Regions from separate parts of the Homo sapiens genome. Here region 1 is linked to region 2. A link is a contact called in ENCODE Hi-C data. All regions are on one chromosome and are shown on one strand. The core of a region is the stretch at or near the end of the contact, and the rest is flanking DNA. Distances in the headings are between cores, read along the strand shown.

Evidence for each region. A loop is a pair of places that touch in the nucleus more often than their neighbours do. Pooled maps may share reads with other maps.
Region 1: a pooled map shows a loop between it and region 2 (12-fold over the local background). The contact joins the promoter of MBNL3 here to the promoter of ENOX2 in region 2. A Hi-C loop is called at or near these places in 7 of 50 pooled maps.

Annotation. Positions count from the first base shown.
Region 1 is chrX:132,486,512-132,490,618 of GRCh38, reverse strand. It overlaps MBNL3 (muscleblind like splicing regulator 3), which reads left to right and starts at 1,581. Exons shown (of 9, transcript NM_001386889.1): 1 at 1,581-1,768. RefSeq lists a silencer at 733-1,302.
Region 2 is chrX:130,901,155-130,905,336 of GRCh38, reverse strand. It overlaps ENOX2 (ecto-NOX disulfide-thiol exchanger 2), which reads left to right and starts at 2,128. Exons shown (of 15, transcript NM_006375.4): 1 at 2,128-2,288; 2 at 3,606-3,653. RefSeq lists enhancers at 1,913-2,102, 1,723-2,242, 2,113-2,382, 2,243-2,762.

The sequences.
Region 1 (4,107 bases), core at 332-2,831, 1.6 Mb before region 2:
TTTTAATCAAGATATAAAATTGCATTTGCTTTGTCCATTTTCCAAAGTATCTGGAACCTTACCTCAGGGTTCCTCTTATCCTGCAAACTCCGTGGAAGAAGGGGAACAGATTGCACTGATCAGCATTTCCCTGTCTGAAATTCTTAGAGGGAAATAAACGATTGGGGCATTTATGAAAGATAAAACCCCCAAGAAGGCAGCTGGTGAGTATGAATGTATTTATTTAGCCTGTAGCGAGTGGACTTATTCATCGACTAAGATCAATTTTGAAAGGACCCATTTCGCCTCACCTGTCTGGGAAGTGTCTATGAGCGTCCCGCTGTGAACCACACTGCCTTTCTCACTGGCACTTCAGTTCCTGAAGAGCCAGAAACTTTGCACCCCTACCCCAACCCCGCCTCTGGGGATGTGTGCCTGCTTCGTTTGTTTTCGCTTTTGTAAAATCTGAGCGTTATGATTTGTCCCCCTTTCCCTTCCTAATGAAATGACAAAGGGTCTGTGCAGCGGGGGCTGGGCTGCTGGGTTTGGGGGCGAGGCGCCACACCCCCTGAGAATAAAGCCCGCGCTGCGCTCTCGGAGAACCAGGCACGAGTGAGCGAACCACACAAAGAATATATTTCGCGACGAAACAGCGCCCTACAGGAAGAAAGTGCCCGCACTCCGAGCGTGAGCCGCAGCGCGACTTTTTGGCGCTCTTTGGGAGCAGTGAGAGAGAGGCGGAGGCCAGAGAGTCCGGGGTGGGCGCGGGAGCCGGGGCGGCCCTTGGCCGCATTCCCGCCCGTCCCGCAGCGGCGCGCGGAGCCAGGTGAGGTTGGCGGCGGCGCCGCGCTACCTGGCCGGGCGGGGCGGGGCCGGGCGGCCGCGTGCGCCGCTTCCGAGTCCGGCGCTCCGGATGCCCGCCCGCGCTCCGCTGGCCCGCGGAGTTTCGCGGGAGTTTCCGTTTTGGCGCCTAAAGCCCCTCGCTGGCGCCGTTTCCCTCCGCGTGCCGCGTCTGTCCGGCGCGGGACGCACGGAGGCGCGGCCCCAGCCCGGGCTGCCTGGGGTCGGCGGGGCTGCGCGAGGGGACGTCTGGCGTCCGGCGGAGGGCACTGGCCCGGGAGGAGGGCACGCCTTTGGCAAAGGCCGGGCGGGGTTGGGACCGGGGTTGCTATGGTAGCTGCGAGCCCGGGCGGGAGCCCCACGCCCGGCCTCCGCGAGGGAGCTGGGGCGCTCCGAGGTGTGCTCCGAGTGGACTGAACCAAGAGCCTGGGAGGAGCGGGTAGGGCCGGCCCGTGGCCTTGTCCCCTCCTCCCACAGCCCGCCGGCCGGCCCCGGGAAGGGGCCTCGAGGAGCCCAGAAAAGAAAGTATTCTGGCCCCTGGAACCGAAAGGAGTCTTGCAAAAAGCACGAAGGGGTCAAGGGGGCCGAAGGGAGAGGGGGAACCGTCGCCTCCGTCCGAGAGTCAGCGTGCGCGTGTCTGTAGACTTGACATTTTATACCCCAGAGCGGCCGACTTGGAGCCGGGTTGCAAGTCCCAGCCCTGAAGTTCTGGAGGTGGGGCGGGCTTTAATTTGCTTATATCTAATGATTTCAGGAACCTCGCTTTAAAATGGCGGCATTCAGTATGCACCCCTGCTAAAGGCTCTCCCGGCACCGGGGCCACCTCGCGCAGCGCTGCTTTTGCTTCTGCCGCTAACAGATGGCATGTGCCGCTGTCGCTGCCGCTGCCCCTGCTGCTGCCGCTGAGAGCAGGGCCCCTTAGCCTCTGGGTTTGCGCTAGCAGCGTAAGGTAAGGCTGGAGATGAATTGGGATTTGTAAGAGAGGCTGCCTTCCTCGGACGCCGAGGAAATAATGCCTTTTAAACTTCATTTTACAAAATAGCAAATAGGAGGAAAAGTCATCCTGCAACTTTGTTGCGATTTTAGAGCTTTGATCATTTTCCTCCTCCTTTCCTCCTCCTCCTTTTTCTTCTTCCTTCTCTTCCTCCTCTTCTCTTCCTCCTCCCCTTCCTTCCTTCTTTCTTTTTTTCTACTTTCTTCTTTTTAATTTAAAGGAACTTCTTGCATGGCATATAATCAGCAAATGCTTTTTAACAACGAATTTCCCCATTTTCACGCGATATCGTGAGCAGTGCCACAGCTTCCTTGCAGAACCTTGTCTCTTCCTGCCCTGAGTCAACACGTTTGGGCAGCTCGCTTTTACTACTGGGGTTTGAAGGGCATGAGAGTAGATTTTAGGAGACTATTAAAAAGGGAACTTTAGTTTTTAACACTCACACAATAAGCTTTTATGGTAAGAAAACGAAATTAAACCCAGACGAGTAATGAAAGTTGACATTTAAGTGATTCTTTGTTGTGGTTTCATAATTAGGGTAATAGACCTACTGTGTGTTTTTCTGAGCACTCTTAGATAGCTAGCTAGCTAGCTAGCTAGCTAGATGATAGATAAAACAGATAAATTAATTGTGGCTCTAATTAAAGTAATATGTTTTAAAGGAGTTATTTTCTCCTAGATGTTCTTACATCGTTTGTAAATTGAGCTGGGATCCCCACAGCCTCTCCGTATTTGTGGGTAGACTTCATGGGAAAGAATCAATTAAAACAAAACTTGCAAGATTTAATTTTGAAGTGATTGGTACTTTTTTTATTAAGCGGACTCCCTGCTTTAGTGAATAAACGTTTGGGTGATTACTGATATAATGTTTGGAAAACAGATTGTTGGTATGTGGGAATGACTAAACATCCATGCTTGATACAATTTATCTGAATTTTGTTTTGTTTTGTTTCCCCCTCCAGTGAAAGGTAAATAGACAATGAGGCTTATCAGACACCTTGGATTTTTCCTGATTATATTTCCATCTTCTCCTTGGCCCATGAAAATCTAATCCTGAATGTTTAACTACTTTTTAAAATAATTTTTAACTTTTTTCTAATGTGCGATACTTTTGGGGGATGCTTTCATATTTACCAACACTTCTTCAAATATAGACTAAAATGGGCTTCTGCCCACAGCTCAGCTGATAATATTCTATCGCTGTTCACTCCTTCTCCCAAAGCAGTAGAAACTACTTGGTTGGCAGACGCTCTGCTACTAAATTTAGCAAGTGTGTGGAAAGGGAGAAAAATATTGTTTTGCCCTTATTAAAGCATGGTGCAGTTTTCTGCCCAGGTGCTGTAGTCTACCTAGAAACAAACAACCAAACTGTTTACAATGGAATTACTATACAACAAATTTTCAGCAGTTTTTCATATTATTCTTGAAAGAAGTATGTGGGGCAATTCATTGCTTCATGTCTAAAATGAGAGTTCCTGCAGGTAGAGCAATAAACACTTGCATTTTGGTAAAGGGAGGATGAGAAAAAGCAACTTCTCCCATTTTTAGTGATTATGGACTTAGATCCCAGTTCAGTACTGTTTGCTTCCGGATGTGCTACCTTGCTGCTAAAAGACTTCGGACCAAATGCATCCTTAAAAAAAAAGAAAAAAAGAAAGAAAGAAAAGTGAAAATACTAAACCTTGAGGCCAGAATAGACAAGCTAAACTGGTGTCAGAGAAATTAGGAAATTTTGCCAGTTAACATTCTGCTGCCTCATACAGTGATGAGATTGGAGACCTTATATGAAAACATAAGTGAAGGAGTTTGTAAAAAAAAAATGTTTTGAGAGATAATTGATATAGTGCTGGGCTAGAGGTGGTGACTGCATGTTTTGCTCTACTTCTAAGAGCTACTTCATTTCTCTAATTTCCTTTGCTACTTTAAGCAATCGTAATGACTCCCAGGACTATTATAAAGTACCTTTTTTTTCCTCAACTGTCCACTTCAGGCATTTCACAACAGCTGCTTTTTATGATTATGAGCTGGTAGCAAAGGACCTTTGGTATTCTCTTGCACCACCCTCTACCTAGATAATGCTTTGCACAAACTAGGTGCTTAATAAATGTTACATTAAAAAGAAGAATAGCTTATAAACTCACAGTGGAATAGATTTTGGGTACAGCTTTTAATTTAAACGGAAGGCATTTTTATGCACTCACAAGAACCTAAACATTCAAAGAAGAGTAGAATGTACATTCCCCTAGTTGTCTGCATTGTATTTGCTTCTAAAGGGTTCTCTTGCCTCTCATTGT
Region 2 (4,182 bases), core at 879-3,378:
ATGAGGTGATTTTTCTTTTTCTCTTTTTTCTTTCTTTTTTTAATTTTTTAATTTTTTTTGAGACAGAGTCTTGCTCTATCACCCACTACACTCGAGTGTAGTGGTACAATATCGGCTGACTGCAGCCCTAACTTTCCAAGCTCAAGGGATCCTCCTGCTTCAGCTTCCTGAGTAGCTGGGACTACAGGCATGCGCCACTATGCCTGGCTAATTTTCTTGATTTTTTGTAGAGACAAGGTCTCATTATGTTGCCCAAGCTGGTCTCGAACTCCTGGGCTCAAGCAATCCTCCCAACTTGGTGTCCCAAAGTGCTAGGGTTACAGGCATGAGCCCCGGCACCCAGCCGATTTTTCTTTTTTTAAAAAAGCAAATTATTTTCCTGGAGGAATTTAAAAGTATAAAAAGTATTAAAACATAATATAGCAATTCAATTACCACCCTCCAGAATGATTCCCCATAATACCCTAGCTATGTGTTCCCAGTATGTTCTATGTGTATATGCTTTAAAAAATAAACACTATATAAGCACAAAAATTCCTCTGATGGTTCTCTCCCACTTTCAAGTTAAATTATGAACTAATTGATATGACCCCTTGTTGCTGCCTGATCTAGTCTCTGCAATATGGAACTTTTGCTATTGTTCTCTGCACTCTTTCATGCCTTTATGCCTTTGCATATGCTTTGTATAGAATATGGTTGACCTCCCTGCCCCAAATCTGACAAATATTTTACTGGTTCTTCAACCAGTTCTCCAGAAGTAGAACAAGTTCTTCCTCCTCTATGTTCCTATAGAACCCTATGTAGACTTCTTTACAGCATTTTGCACATTGTATACTCATCTATTCCTCCCCCCAGATTCTCCTCTACTACAACTCCCCTCACCTGGATTTTGAGCTACTTGAGGGTAGGGACTATTTTTCCAATTCTGTGGCAACAGTGCCTAGCCCAGAGCTTTGCACAAAGCACTATGCTGAATAAATGGTTGAATTTATTAAATCGTCTTCCTCCTTCACTTATCTTTTTAAAATATTGGGCAATTACCTCAGCAAAATGCAATTCCCCTGTCTTTCCCTTCATTTTACTCGTGAGTCGAAAAGTTGTCCTCATCAAGAAGTTGTAGTAATTCAACTGTAACAAGGCTACAAGGATTCATCTCTAACAGAGAAAAAAAAAGGTCAAAAGTTGGGAGTGAAATTAGCCCTAATAAACAACCATTTTCCTCAACCTTTAAGTCACTTGGAAGTGCTTGGCATTCCCCACCTATGTCTTTATCCAGCTCTTGTAACATATTTTTACTCAAAAGGTTAAGTTTCTTAAAGACACATATAGTTACTCGTTTGTACTTAAGTTGTATTGTCTATCTGTTCTAAATTGTTATTTATAGCAGTTTATGTGGCCACTGTTTTTCATGGCAACAACATAGCTTCATTATGGATTAAATAGGCTTCTTCTGGGCTGGTGTAGATCACATTTCTATGCCTATTTATGACACTGTTTCCAGGGGGAACTATAATTTCCAATTAGAAAAAAATATATACATTCTTCCATACCTTTCAAGTGATTTTAATGCAGGTGGTTCACAAGGAACACACTTTAACAATTTTAAAGGACTATAACTCTCAATTAAAATTCTAAGCTTACCAAAGAATAAACATCATCTTTTGAAAAACACTTAAAACTCAATAACAATTTCAAATCACGATAGAAAGTGCTTCCCGCAAAATGCTAAGAGCTTAACCGACATGAAAATAAATCTAGAGCCTTCGTCTGTCCCCACAAGCACAAACCCATAACCCCAAGAGAGATTCTCTAGACAGTGCACCCAAACTACAATACCCAGAATACCCTTCCCCGTCTGAACGCTGGGGACAATCGGAAGGGGAGGGGAAGAATTGTGCGTATAGAGAAATAAGTGTCCCGCAACTCCATCTCCCATAATTCTCGGTCCTCACTTGTGTCTGTCTGCCAATGTCAACACGAGTTACCCCCAGGAAGAACAGCCTCCAGCGACCTCAAACTACATTTCCCATGAAGCCATGGGCTCGGGCCTCCGGCTTCCCCGGTGACCAGTAGCCAATAGGAGACGCCGCAGTGGGCACCCTGTGTGTGAGAGTCCAGCCTTGGGCCAGAGTGCCGGGTCTAGGCCTGGAAGCGCGAGGCGGGCATTTCGGAAGAGAGTGGCGCGGCGTGGGGCGCCGCGAGGGCACTACGAGCCCAGGAACTGCCGCGCCGGCCCGATTTTCCGCGGCTGTATAAGGACTAGCGCTTCGGTAGCCGGGGAGCTGGAGGTCAGAGAGGCAGAAAGCCCCGGTGGCCGTGGCTGGGGACTGTGGGACTGAGGGGGCCTAGGGAGGAGGGTGCTTCCGGGGCCGCGGTCCTCAGCGCCTAACTCCACCCAGCTCCACCTCTGCAGGGGAGGGGGTATCGGGACTGGGAGTCGGGGGTGGGCTTTTGAGCTCTAGGCGCCAGTTCTCTTGAGCCCGGGAGCGCGCTGTCTTTGCTCTTTTTTTTTTTTTTTTTTGGTCCAACTCGCCCGCCCCTTTTTTTTTTTCCCACGACGCCGCCCCCCTCCCCCTGGCTCTGTGCCTCCTCAGAGGTCCGAAGTTGGGGTTTGCGTCCAGGGTTTTGCCTAGGCGGTGACTGGACTCTAATTCTTACCGCAGGAATTGGGTGATCTCTTTCCTCTTTTCCCTCAATTTGTATTTCAGGTTTGGGCACATAACCCTCCCTGCGCTACACTCCCCATTTTCTTTGGGGCATGGGAATTCCTTGCCACGCTCAGGGCGTGACTTTTTTTTTTCAAACTTTCTCTTTTTGCCTCCTTAATTGATCGCCATCTCTTTACTGGCCCCTCAGCCACCTGCCACTTCCCCCACCAGGTCTTTGAAGTGGGGAGAGTTTCCCCTCAATTTCTAGAAGGGATGGGAAGCAAAAGAGGGAAGGAATCTTGCTTTTGAGAAATGTGTGTTTAAGGTTCAGTGCAGGGTTCTGGTGAGAGTAAAAGGCAAGTTAGACTGGTTATAAAAATCCAGCGCTTTAGGGGTTTCCAGCAAAGACTGATAGCACTAATGTTGACAAACATTTAGGGGGCACACCTTTATTCTACAGAATAAAGTAGACCGTGTGAAACAGACCATATTAATCATTGTATTATTACAAACGTGTGCAAAAAACGCTAAGAGGGGTCAGTGGAAGAGCATACTGATGGGGGTGGTGAGTTCATCTATGGAAGTTCAAGCCTAACCCGGGAAGTGCTGAAGCCCTCATCCGGCTTTCAGGCTTTGTGAAGGAGGTGAATTTTAATCTGGGCTCCAGCAGAGTACAGGGGATTTGAAGTTGTCAAAGAGGAGGGAGAAAATGCTTCCTGCTACTGAGATTGGACTTTGAGAAGGGTAAACAGAAGAGGGAGCACTGTGAGACAGGTGGGCTTGCCTGATTGGAATAAAAGATATCAGCACAAATATACTGGGAAATAAATAGGGTGGAGAAGCTTGGGGTCATAATAACATGATACTTTGAAACATACACATAGTTTGGATATTATTCTGTATCAAATAAAATTGAAGGCAAAAATTAAGATTGGATGATTTTTCTTTTCATCCTAGGGAACCTGATTTGAGATCAATTCTTGGAGAACACAAAGAAGTGTGATGGTATGTTCCAGGTGTGAGTTTAAATCCAAGAAGAAGCTTGTCTTGCAGATGTTTTGTTTGTAGCTATTCTTAGCTACAGTCTATAGCTGTCAACTTTAAAGCCTAGAGACATCGATATATTTTCTTAAGAAATGCATTTGCTGTCCCCGTGCATCACATTATCTGAACTGTAGTCATCTCATTGGGTGACAATAATGACTGCTATTTATTGAACCCACATAATGTCCTAGTCATCATCATAAATACTTTGTTGCATTATCTTGAGTGTTATGAAGTAGGTACTATTATTCCTGTTTCTTTTTCTAGAAGAAAACACTAAAATGCACAGAAGTTAAACAATCTACTTAAAGTCACATAGATTATAAGTTGAGTTGAGGTTTGGGTGTACAGATTTCTGACTCCAAAGCCCATGCTCTGTTCAACATGGTTTGCTGCTCCCAATGTTCTTTCTTGTTCTTGACTTTCCAGTTGTGGTAAGGAGAGATAGGTATAGTTCATCATCCTGGCCAAAACCCAAATGATTCACTTA